Regions from separate parts of the Homo sapiens genome. Here regions 2 and 3 are each linked to region 1. The links are chromatin contacts, found by Hi-C or POLR2A ChIA-PET in ENCODE. All regions are on one chromosome and are shown on one strand. Each heading gives the region's core, a stretch centred on a gene start or an enhancer-like site at or near the end of the contact. The rest is flanking DNA. Distances are from core to core; before and after follow the strand shown. Region 1 holds the start of HNRNPDL (heterogeneous nuclear ribonucleoprotein D like). Region 2 holds the start of AFF1-AS1 (AFF1 antisense RNA 1). Region 3 holds the start of PAQR3 (progestin and adipoQ receptor family member 3).

What was found. A loop is a pair of places that touch in the nucleus more often than their neighbours do. ChIA-PET counts read pairs that join two places held with the same protein, here RNA polymerase II (POLR2A). Pooled maps may share reads with other maps.
Region 2: a loop to region 1 is called in a map of CD8-positive, alpha-beta T cell, with 8 times the contacts of the local background. The contact joins the promoter of AFF1-AS1 here to the promoter of HNRNPDL in region 1. A Hi-C loop is called at or near these places in 2 of 168 maps with a recorded cell type or tissue (CD8-positive, alpha-beta T cell and naive thymus-derived CD4-positive, alpha-beta T cell) and 6 of 50 pooled maps. POLR2A ChIA-PET finds 5 or more read pairs at or near these places in 1 of 52 experiments (CD4-positive, alpha-beta T cell).
Region 3: a loop to region 1 is called in a pooled map, with 26 times the contacts of the local background. The contact joins the promoter of PAQR3 here to the promoter of HNRNPDL in region 1. A Hi-C loop is called at or near these places in 8 of 50 pooled maps.

The regions. Positions count from the first base shown.
Region 1 is chr4:82,428,873-82,431,879 of GRCh38, reverse strand. It overlaps HNRNPDL (heterogeneous nuclear ribonucleoprotein D like), which reads left to right and starts at 1,418. Exons shown (of 8, transcript NM_031372.4): 1 at 1,418-2,632. The coding sequence starts at 2,190. ENOPH1 (enolase-phosphatase 1) reads right to left here and starts at 1,290. Exons shown (of 6, transcript NM_021204.5): 1 at 967-1,290. The coding sequence starts at 1,050. RefSeq lists enhancers at 700-799, 1,163-1,958, 2,110-2,199, 2,520-2,579, 1,959-2,754 and silencers at 1,040-1,359, 1,480-1,879, 2,250-2,489, 2,800-2,969.
Region 2 is chr4:86,933,473-86,936,479 of GRCh38, reverse strand. AFF1-AS1 (AFF1 antisense RNA 1) reads left to right here and starts at 1,630. Exons shown (of 3, transcript NR_038841.1): 1 at 1,630-1,993; 2 at 2,938-3,007. AFF1 (ALF transcription elongation factor 1) reads right to left here and starts at 1,469. Exons shown (of 21, transcript NM_001166693.3): 1 at 1,240-1,469. It also overlaps a transcript of C4orf36 not described here. RefSeq lists enhancers at 35-154, 10-551, 552-1,093 and silencers at 406-544, 1,015-1,764.
Region 3 is chr4:78,937,921-78,940,927 of GRCh38, reverse strand. PAQR3 (progestin and adipoQ receptor family member 3) reads left to right here and starts at 1,490. Exons shown (of 6, transcript NM_001040202.2): 1 at 1,490-1,888. The coding sequence starts at 1,704. RefSeq lists silencers at 1,311-1,800, 1,891-1,960.

The DNA.
Region 1 (3,007 bases), core at 169-2,668:
CTAAAATAGAATTTAAAACCCAAGCTGCTCAGTTTCTTGGAAGATGGATTTTTCCTACTTGGTAATATACTTTGTATATCTCGACTATTATTGTGCATGCAAGCACCTCTAAGAAGTACTTGTATCTGCAATGAATTCTTAAACCTCAGGGAGCCAAATAAAAAGACAAGGCCCGAGGAATTCTTTCAAAAATTAAAGTAACATTTCATATTTGCTTATTCTAACAGACAAAGAATAAAGAAGGAATCCGCTAAGTTGCAAGCTGAGGTGCAGACAAGTGCTGGTTCACAGTGACATCCTAGAAGGAATGCTCTGGATAAGAGCTTCAAGCTTCTGTGGTTTTCTGAGGAAAGTGAACGGAATCTAGACGTGTCCTATAGCTCAAAAAATCAGCGCTATGGACCACAGCGCCTAACAGAGTAAAATAATACACTGTGCAGTTTGGCCACTAACAGCAAGAGTGGGAAGGGGCGAAGAGGAACCTTGATTGCCCGACACCAGGGCCACCTGAAAAGTCATCTTGACACTTCAGTCTTTCCATTTTGAGATCGGAAGCTTTAAGGACCATTAAATCGCTGCCGCTGCCACACCAGGCCCGACGGAGCAGAAAGGCTGCGCTCACCTGCGGAAGCGACCGGGTGCACACCTGCCGGGTGGCGAGGCCCGCACCGTCACACCCCGCCCCGGCTTACCTGCCCTTCGGTGATTTTTAGCGTCAACTTCCATCCCTTCCCACCCATCTGGATCCAACCAAGCGCAAGGGCGGGGGAGGGAGAAGCTAGTGTCGCGAGGAAAAGCATCCCCGCAACCCACCGCAGGCTTTCTCTCCTTCCTCCCCATTCCACACAAGAGGCAGCCACACCGCCTCTCCTAACCCTCGTCTCCAATGCAAGGCCTGAAATACTTAGAAAAAATAATAACTGTTTTTAAGGAAAAGTAACATCCCCGCTCCCTTCCGCCCCTCACCTTCACGAAAGCAATCGGGGTTGTGGTACCTTCGATATCTAACAGGATCACGGTGACTTCGGCGGGGACCGAAAGCACGACCATTTCCCTACCGGATGCTACGGGACTCGGCCTGCTGTTGGGGAGGGCGGAGGGCGGCGCCGGCTGCGGCTGCGGCCCCCGGTACCGTCTTGGGCTTCCGGCGGCCCCGCGCGATCTCGGAGCCAGCGACCAAGTGCAGCCCGCCGCGCGTGGGGAGAGGACACTTCTGCACACCTGGAACTGGAAAAGGCGGCCGCCCAGGAGCCCTGAACTCGTGAGCAGGACGGGGCAGGAGCCCGAGACCACGTGGGCAGGAAAAGGGGCGGCCCTTGACGGGTTCGGCGGGGCGGGGAGGGTGAAGGCGCCAGCGCCGATTGGCCGCCGTCAGGCCTCGAACTGGATCCGTCAAAATGGGCCTCGCGTGGGCGGGAACAAAGAAGCGAACGCGGGAGCAGGGTGCGCGAGAGCGCGCCCTCCGCAGACAGGTTGAGCGAGCGGGAGAGGCCCGGGGCACGTGCAGAAAGGAGCCCCGCGAGTGGCGCGCCGGGGATGTGAGTGCCCCTTGCCCTCTACTGAATCCAGCCCCCTCCCCGCCCACCGCCTCCGCCTTTGCATAGATACAGTCATCTGGCCAGCCCCCGCCCCTCCTCCCGGCGTCAGCCCGCCAGAGGCCGCGCGGGGCCCGGGCTTCGGCCGATCAGCCCGGGAGGCCCCGCCGCGCCCCCTTGGCCCGCGCGCCCGTGGTCACAGTGGAAGAGGCGCCCGCGCTGCGCTGCCCGGAGGAGCCGTCGCGCGCCCGCTTCCTGTTCGGCTGGTTCCTGCCAGCTCGAGGACAAAACACGCGTGCGCGCGGCGGGCGAGCGCGCTCGCCGCCTCAGTCGCCAGCGCCGGGCGCAGTCCGCCTTTTTCCGGAGCAGACTGGCCGCGGTGCTAGTCGGTAGCAGCGGCCGCCGCAGCGGCTCCGCACTGGCGAACCGAGGGCAGAAAAAGGCGGGGTTGACGGCTTTTTGGTAGGAGTGGGCTGGACCGGACGCCAGAGACAAAGGCTCCCAAGGCAAGAGGGACTGTGGCCCTGCGTCGGCTCTGCTCGGGACTGCTGACCCCAGGAATTTACGCCCCTTCGTTTTTCTCTTCTGATTCTTCTCTTCTCCCAAGCCCGCGTCCCCTCACGCGTGGCCTCTCTCCTTGCCGGGAGGGCCGCGATGGAGGTCCCGCCCAGGCTTTCCCATGTGCCGCCGCCATTGTTCCCCTCCGCTCCCGCTACTTTAGCCTCCCGCAGCCTCTCCCATTGGCGGCCGCGGCCGCCGCGGCAGCTAGCCCCGCTCCTCCCTTCGCTCGCTCCCAGCTCCGCCCGGCAGGGGGCGCGCCGGGCCCAGCGCCACGTCACCGCCCAGCAGCCCTCCCGATTGGCGGGCGGGGCGGCTATAAAGGGAGGGCGCAGGCGGCGCCCGGATCTCTTCCGCCGCCATTTTAAATCCAGCTCCATACAACGCTCCGCCGCCGCTGCTGCCGCGACCCGGACTGCGCGCCAGCACCCCCCTGCCGACAGCTCCGTCACTATGGAGGATATGAACGAGTACAGCAATATAGAGGAATTCGCAGAGGGATCCAAGATCAACGCGAGCAAGAATCAGCAGGATGACGGGTACCGCACGCTTCTTCCCCCGCTCCCCCTCCCCCAGCGCGCCGCACGCGCCCTTCGTTCCTCGTGAGCCGCGCGCTGCCCCCATTCTTTCTCAGAGTCGATTCCCCGCGTGCCTTCTGGGCCCCACTAGATTGGAGGGAAGAGGAAAGTAAGAGATCGAGGGGGTGACTGGAGAGACCCGGGAAGAGTGGGGGAAGGGCGGAGGGGTTGGAGGAGGAGGGCGGCGGCGTCTGTGTCCCGAGCGCGCAGGCGCCGCGTGGGACCCGGGGGGGAGGGGCCGGCCTCCCAGCGCTGCACGCTGCAGCTGCCGCCGCCTCTTCATTGTGTCTCTGTTACCACTCGGCGCGGTTTTCCTGGGAAGAGTTTTAGAGGACT
Region 2 (3,007 bases), core at 381-2,880, 4.5 Mb before region 1:
TCTACACACACCGCACGACCTTGCTCTGAAATAATCTTGCACAAGCAAAATTCTCCACGCCTCTCAGACTCCTACCTAACGTTTCTGTGCTTCAGTTTCTGAGCTCTTCTCACTTTGCAACTGTCCCAGGGAACACTGGGTCTTCGCCTTAATTTACAAGTTTGCACTGAAGGTTTTAAATCAGTCTGATTTCCCCGTGGTGAGTCACACCCCGCAACGTGCACCAAGGGGGAGGGTGTTTAAAATTATCTCCGGCTCCACCCTTAAAACAAATCACTTGGCTGCAAGGCCTTTCCCCCTAACAGAGACTGGTTCAAGGGAGATTCGGACACATCTCCACCTCCAAAGCCAAGTGCCTTCCCGGGATGATCTGCATAACAATTTGCGGGTGCTGGTGGTGGAGAAGCTCCGGGAAGAGAAAACTAGCCGGACGGTATCGAACCGCCCGCAGGCCCGTCGCAGCTCCATTAATGCAACTACCATTACACTAAGGTAACGTGTGATTCACACTCTCCACCTTCTCTCCCCTCTCATTCGCTGGCTCCGGCGCTCGCACCGTCGGAGGGTGGGGTTGCGACGGCCACAGAGGATGGGACACCCGAGGGAAAAAAGCATTATCAAGAGAAATTAACCAGTCCCATACTAAAGACGCCTCTCCCTCTGTCCCTGAAGTTAAGTCTCAGAAGGTGGCTCCAACTCCTCCCCGGAGGCTACGGACCACCGACACACGCCTCCCTCCTGCTCTCAGCGAGACGCGGCGGGAAGCCCTCATCTCTCTCCACGACAGGCACAGGGAAGGGTCCCGGGGTGCAGGAGAGAAGAACCCCACTTTTCCCCGCCCCCTCCCCCCGAGAAACTTCTGGGACTCATTACGCAACTCAAGTAGCAGGTCCCAACAACGGGACAGCTCTCCGCAAAACGCGGGGTGCACAGGCAAACGTCTGACTTGGGGGCTGCGCGTGAGGGAGGAGCATGGGTCTCTTCCCATGTCCCCGTCCCCTGTTTTTCTACGCGCTACCTGCCGCGGGATCGCAAGTAGGGCGGTGAGAGCTCTGAGCCCTAGCCCGTTCTCCCCGAGGGCTCCCACCGGAAAAGTGGGAACGCCAGCGACTTGAGTCAGCGTGCTGGGAAGCCGGCAGAGAGGCGGGGAGAGCCTCGGCTTCCGAGAAGTCCGCGGCGGCGGCGTCGGGGGCCGGGCGGATCGACCCCCAGCCCTGGGTGGCGCAGGGCTGCGCTCACCTTCCAGACCCTTCCGTCCTCTAGTCCCGGGTCGGGCGCCCTCGTCACCTCCGCCCTCCCCTGACCTGTTGCGGTGGGAAAGGGCGCAAGTGCGGACGACGCAGGGGAGCGCCTCCTCCCGGGGCTCGGCTGCGGAACCGCGGAGGCAAAGGTGCAGCTGCGGCCGCAACGCGCGCAGGCGGCGGCCGAGTGCGCAGGGGCCGCGCGCGCCCGTCGCTCGCTAGCTGGCTGGCAAGCTCAGCACGCCGGCTGCCCGGGACGCCCCGAGGCCACGCCCTCCGCGCGAGGCCCCGCCCCCACCCCCACCTCCCGAGCTGCGGTACCGGGTTCCGCCCCGGCCCGCGCCCTCTAGCTGGCGCCACCCAAGCGGCAAGGGACGTCGCGGCCCTCCCGGGATTGGTGGGAGGATCGTGGGGGAGCGGCAGCTCAGGACGGAATACGGCAATGACCGCCCCGGTCGCGAGGGTGACCCTGCCCCGGGCTGCTGTGGGGGCGCAAGAACCCTTTCACTTTACGGCGAGATTAAGCTCAGGGTCAAGTTCTGAGCAAAAAGTGTCAAGGAGCCTTTTTGCAACCTCCTATAATATTGAAACAGATTCTGTGCCCTTTAAAGGAGATAATAACTAACATCTGGGGAGCGCTTTACAATTTAGAAAAGGCCTTTCACACACAGGCCTGTTTCATCTTCACAACAATCTTATAAAACAGATATATTGTTCCCATTTCCCAAATAATGAAACGGAAGCGCCGAAAAGTAAGTATTGTGCTCAATGTCACAGGCTACTAAGTGGCATGGGAAACCAGGTCTCCTGAATCTAGCCTCCGGGTTTCTGCTCTCCACCAGCCCAACCTCAGAAAATTCTAATAGGTGCAGGGGGCTTTGGCAAATAGACCCATGGGAAGAAGGGGAAACTTATGTCTAGTTAAGTCGCTGCCCGATTCCTGCTGTAAACATACCAAGGAAAGCAACAGGCTGTCTTCATTGTGTTGTCGCACCTTCCTTCCTGAAAGGGACGCAGAAAGATTACATCAAATGGCCCAGATGAGATTTCGCCGACAGTATTTTATGGTTTAAAATGGGTGAAATTATTTGGATGAAGAAAAGCGCCTTACTTAAATTTAATATGATGTGTAATGTAAATTGGTATAATGTGTGAAAATAAGCCCCTCCCTGCCTTCTCTGCCTTTTCTCTTTTTAATTTTGTTTGTCTCTACTGCTCTGCTCAACTCTTTTATTGTCCACATAATTGAAAACCTAATTGATGGATATTTGCATTTCCAAATTAAACCTTTGGCTACTTGACTTAATTTCCCATGGATTGTTTTCCAAAATATAACTCTTCGCCCTACTCCATATCCTCCCATCGGGAGATTGGTTTACCTAGACAGCTAAAATAATTAAGGTGTCCCTGATGAAACCTGGTGGTGTATCTATCTAAGATGAAAGTTCTGGTCATCCCTGAGCAGGATGGGACAGGAGTCATCTCTTACAAAGTGTTTGTACACCTTTTAAAGGTTTCTAACAGAGACTGATCTCTATTCTAATCAATAACAAGTATTTTAACGTTTTTGCTATATAATGAATACATTTCATTGTGAAATATATATTAGCATGGTAATATTTTATAATCTGAAAACTTTTACCACTTCTATCTAAAATGTTTTCCTTTTTTGTGTTCTTTTTGTGTCATCCCATAGTATCTCCTATAGGGCTCTTCAAACTGTGGTCAACTTAGTAAATGATGTTGACAGTGGAAGTGTGATCATT
Region 3 (3,007 bases), core at 241-2,740, 3.5 Mb after region 1:
AACCCTCATTCTAGAGAGTTCCTGCCCCATACTCTGAGGCCAAGAATTTGAATGAACTGGCCTTGCTAGCTAGGATCCCCCCTCAGTTTATTATCATTAGATGATGCCCCCTTTCAATCATGTTTCTCCACAACTATCCACTCCTTTCATCAGACTTAGCATAAAAAGCCCATTTTTTCCTGGGTCTTTGTGTCTTCATTTCTGAAGACTCCTCTGTCACATAAAACTGTGTTAAATGAATTTATTATCCCTTTTCTTGTTAATTTTTATTATTTATTTTTTGAGACAAAGTCTCGCTTTGTCACCCAGACTGGAGTGCAGTGGCACAAACATGGCTCACTGCAGCCTCGACCTCCCAGGCTCAAGCAACCCTCTCACTTCAGCCCAGAATAGTTTGGGACTACAGGCGCCCATCACCACACCCGACTAATTTTTGTTTTTTGTTTGTTTGGTTGGTTTTTTTTGTAGCGACAGCGTCTCACTATGTTACCCAGGCTGGTCTCCAACTCCTGGGCATAAGCAATCCGCCTGCCTCGGCCTTCCAAAATGTTGGGATTACAGGCATGAGCCACCTGCGCCTGGCTTCTCTTAATTTTTTTCATAGGAATGTCAGCTGTGAACCTTGTGATAAGTGAGGACAAGATATTTTTCTTGCCCTTACAATGCCAAACAATGGACTAAGCGTTCTATTATACACATACGGTACTCAAACTGATGTTTTGCCCTGTTGCCATTATAAGTAAACACTTGCATTACAGTAAATAGCCAGAAACAAAGCTGCAACACTTCCTGTAAACGCTACTATAGCCGCACTCCACAGGATTTTTTAATATGTTCTATATTATTCAGTTAAGTAGATATTCTCATTTCCATTGTGATTTCTTCATCAGCCCTTGAAATATTTGGTGTATTGCTCCTATTCCAGACGTGGAGACTTTTAGTTTTCTTGTTACTCTAGTTTAATTCTACTGTGATCAGAGAACATAACGCTGAAAGGGGTCGGAGTTTTGAATGCACGGGGGCTTTCCTTTATGGCTCAGGATGTGCTCGATGCTGGTGTATGTTCCACGTGCATCAGGTTTCCTCTCTTTCCAATTATCGTGCTAAGAGCTGACTTCAGCTTAGAAATCCTCAAAGTCCCTTCTGACACTAAGTGTGTGTAATTCCAAGCATAAACTAAACGGTAATTACCTCGAACTTTTCTTCCTGTTAACTCTTTTCCTCTTGATTTTTCAAAATGCAGCAACTATTACTTCTAATAAAAAAACAGAAAAAGAAAAAAAATCCACTTGTATTCGCCTGTAGCTCTGTGCTTTCGGCTCTTCTCATATGCAAACGAAGACCCCAGGCGCCGCCAAAACACAGCGTGAGAGACGCCCGGGAGCCCGGGCCGCCGCCAGCGCACGCTCGAGCACACCCGGGCGCGCCCCAGCACCCTGCCCCTCCCAGCTAGGGCTGAGGGGCGGGGCCGCCGCGGCGCGCTGACGTCAGAGGAGGCTGCGACGCTGCCGGGTCCGCCGCGGCGCTGGCGGCAGTGGCCGGTGTGAGCGCAGAGCCGGGCCCTGGGCAGCAGCGGCAGCGCGGTAGGACCTCGCGCAGCGTCCGCGGGCTCCGGGGCGGGGGCGCCAGCGGCGAAGCCCCCTCCCCGGGGAGGCGGGACCTGGGGGAGCTCCCGAGCCGGGGAGCGGCGGCGGCCGGGAACGATGCATCAGAAGCTGCTGAAGAGCGCGCATTACATCGAGCTGGGCAGCTACCAGTACTGGCCGGTCCTGGTGCCCCGTGGCATCCGCCTGTACACCTACGAGCAGATCCCCGGGTCCCTCAAGGACAACCCGTACATCACCGACGGCTACCGGGCCTACCTGCCGTCCAGGCTGTGTATCAAAAGGTACGGTCTGGCTGCCTCCGCCTGGAGTGCCCCCTTCTCTCACCTACACCCTTTTTGTCTGGTCCCCCTTCTGCTTTCCCCGCCTTTCTGCTTGCCCATCATTTCCTCGCCGCCCCATCCTTTTCATCCCTTTTTGCCGCCTCTCCTCCCCCGTTATCTCCCCTTACCTGGCCGGGGTACTTGGTCCACGGAATAATCATGATAGTAACAGTGATCATAATTACAGCTCTCCTATGACGCTTTGCTCTTTACAAAGGGCTTTTACATCCTTTATTCGGTTTGTTCGGCTCATTGAGATATATATTGAAATGGGGCTGAGCCATATTTGCCCGGTGTATACCTTTCTTTTTAGAGCAACACTGTGGGAATTCAGTAGCTTTGGGCCAGATAAGTGCCTGTATAATAGGAAACAAGTTAACATATACACCCGAGATTTATTCATTTGGCAAATACTTATGGAGCCCATGCAGAAAAAAAAGCAAACATGGCCCTTGTTTTCATGAAGCTACTAAGGTGTAGCCTGGGTAACAGACATTAAATAGATAATTACACAATTACATAATAACCATTGTGGAAAAAATGCTGTGTAGGAAAAGTACTGTGGTAAAGAGAGCTCATAACGGGCACCCAGTCTCCACTAGAGCACCACAGAAGCATCTCTAAGAAAGAAATTTCTTTATCATTTTAAACCTTTAAAACCACAGTCCCTTGAAAATCCGTGTTTTAAAAAAACAAAACTGAAAAATAACTATTCTAGTTCTTGGAGTAACTGTCCAAACTTACTACCTGTACTAAAATACAGGACCTCTGCTTCAGGAGAATTAAGATACAGGTGTTGGTTAGCTCCAGGTCGCTGTAGTGGCAAACCCTAGTGCCAGAATGTGGGCTGTTGAATTGCTCAAGCGGCAACCACATGTCTGATTCTTGATTTTTCCAGCATTGTCTTTTCCTGCCCTTCTTTCCTTTTGTCCTGCCATGAAAGTGTTTCTGTGACTCATGGTCACAAGGTGACATCACTGCCCATCCCTACTTGGCTTGAATGGATGGCCCTTAGGATTCACAACTTGAAGCGTAATTACCGTTTTCCTCCCCAGTGCCTCCTGTGCATGAGTAAATTAC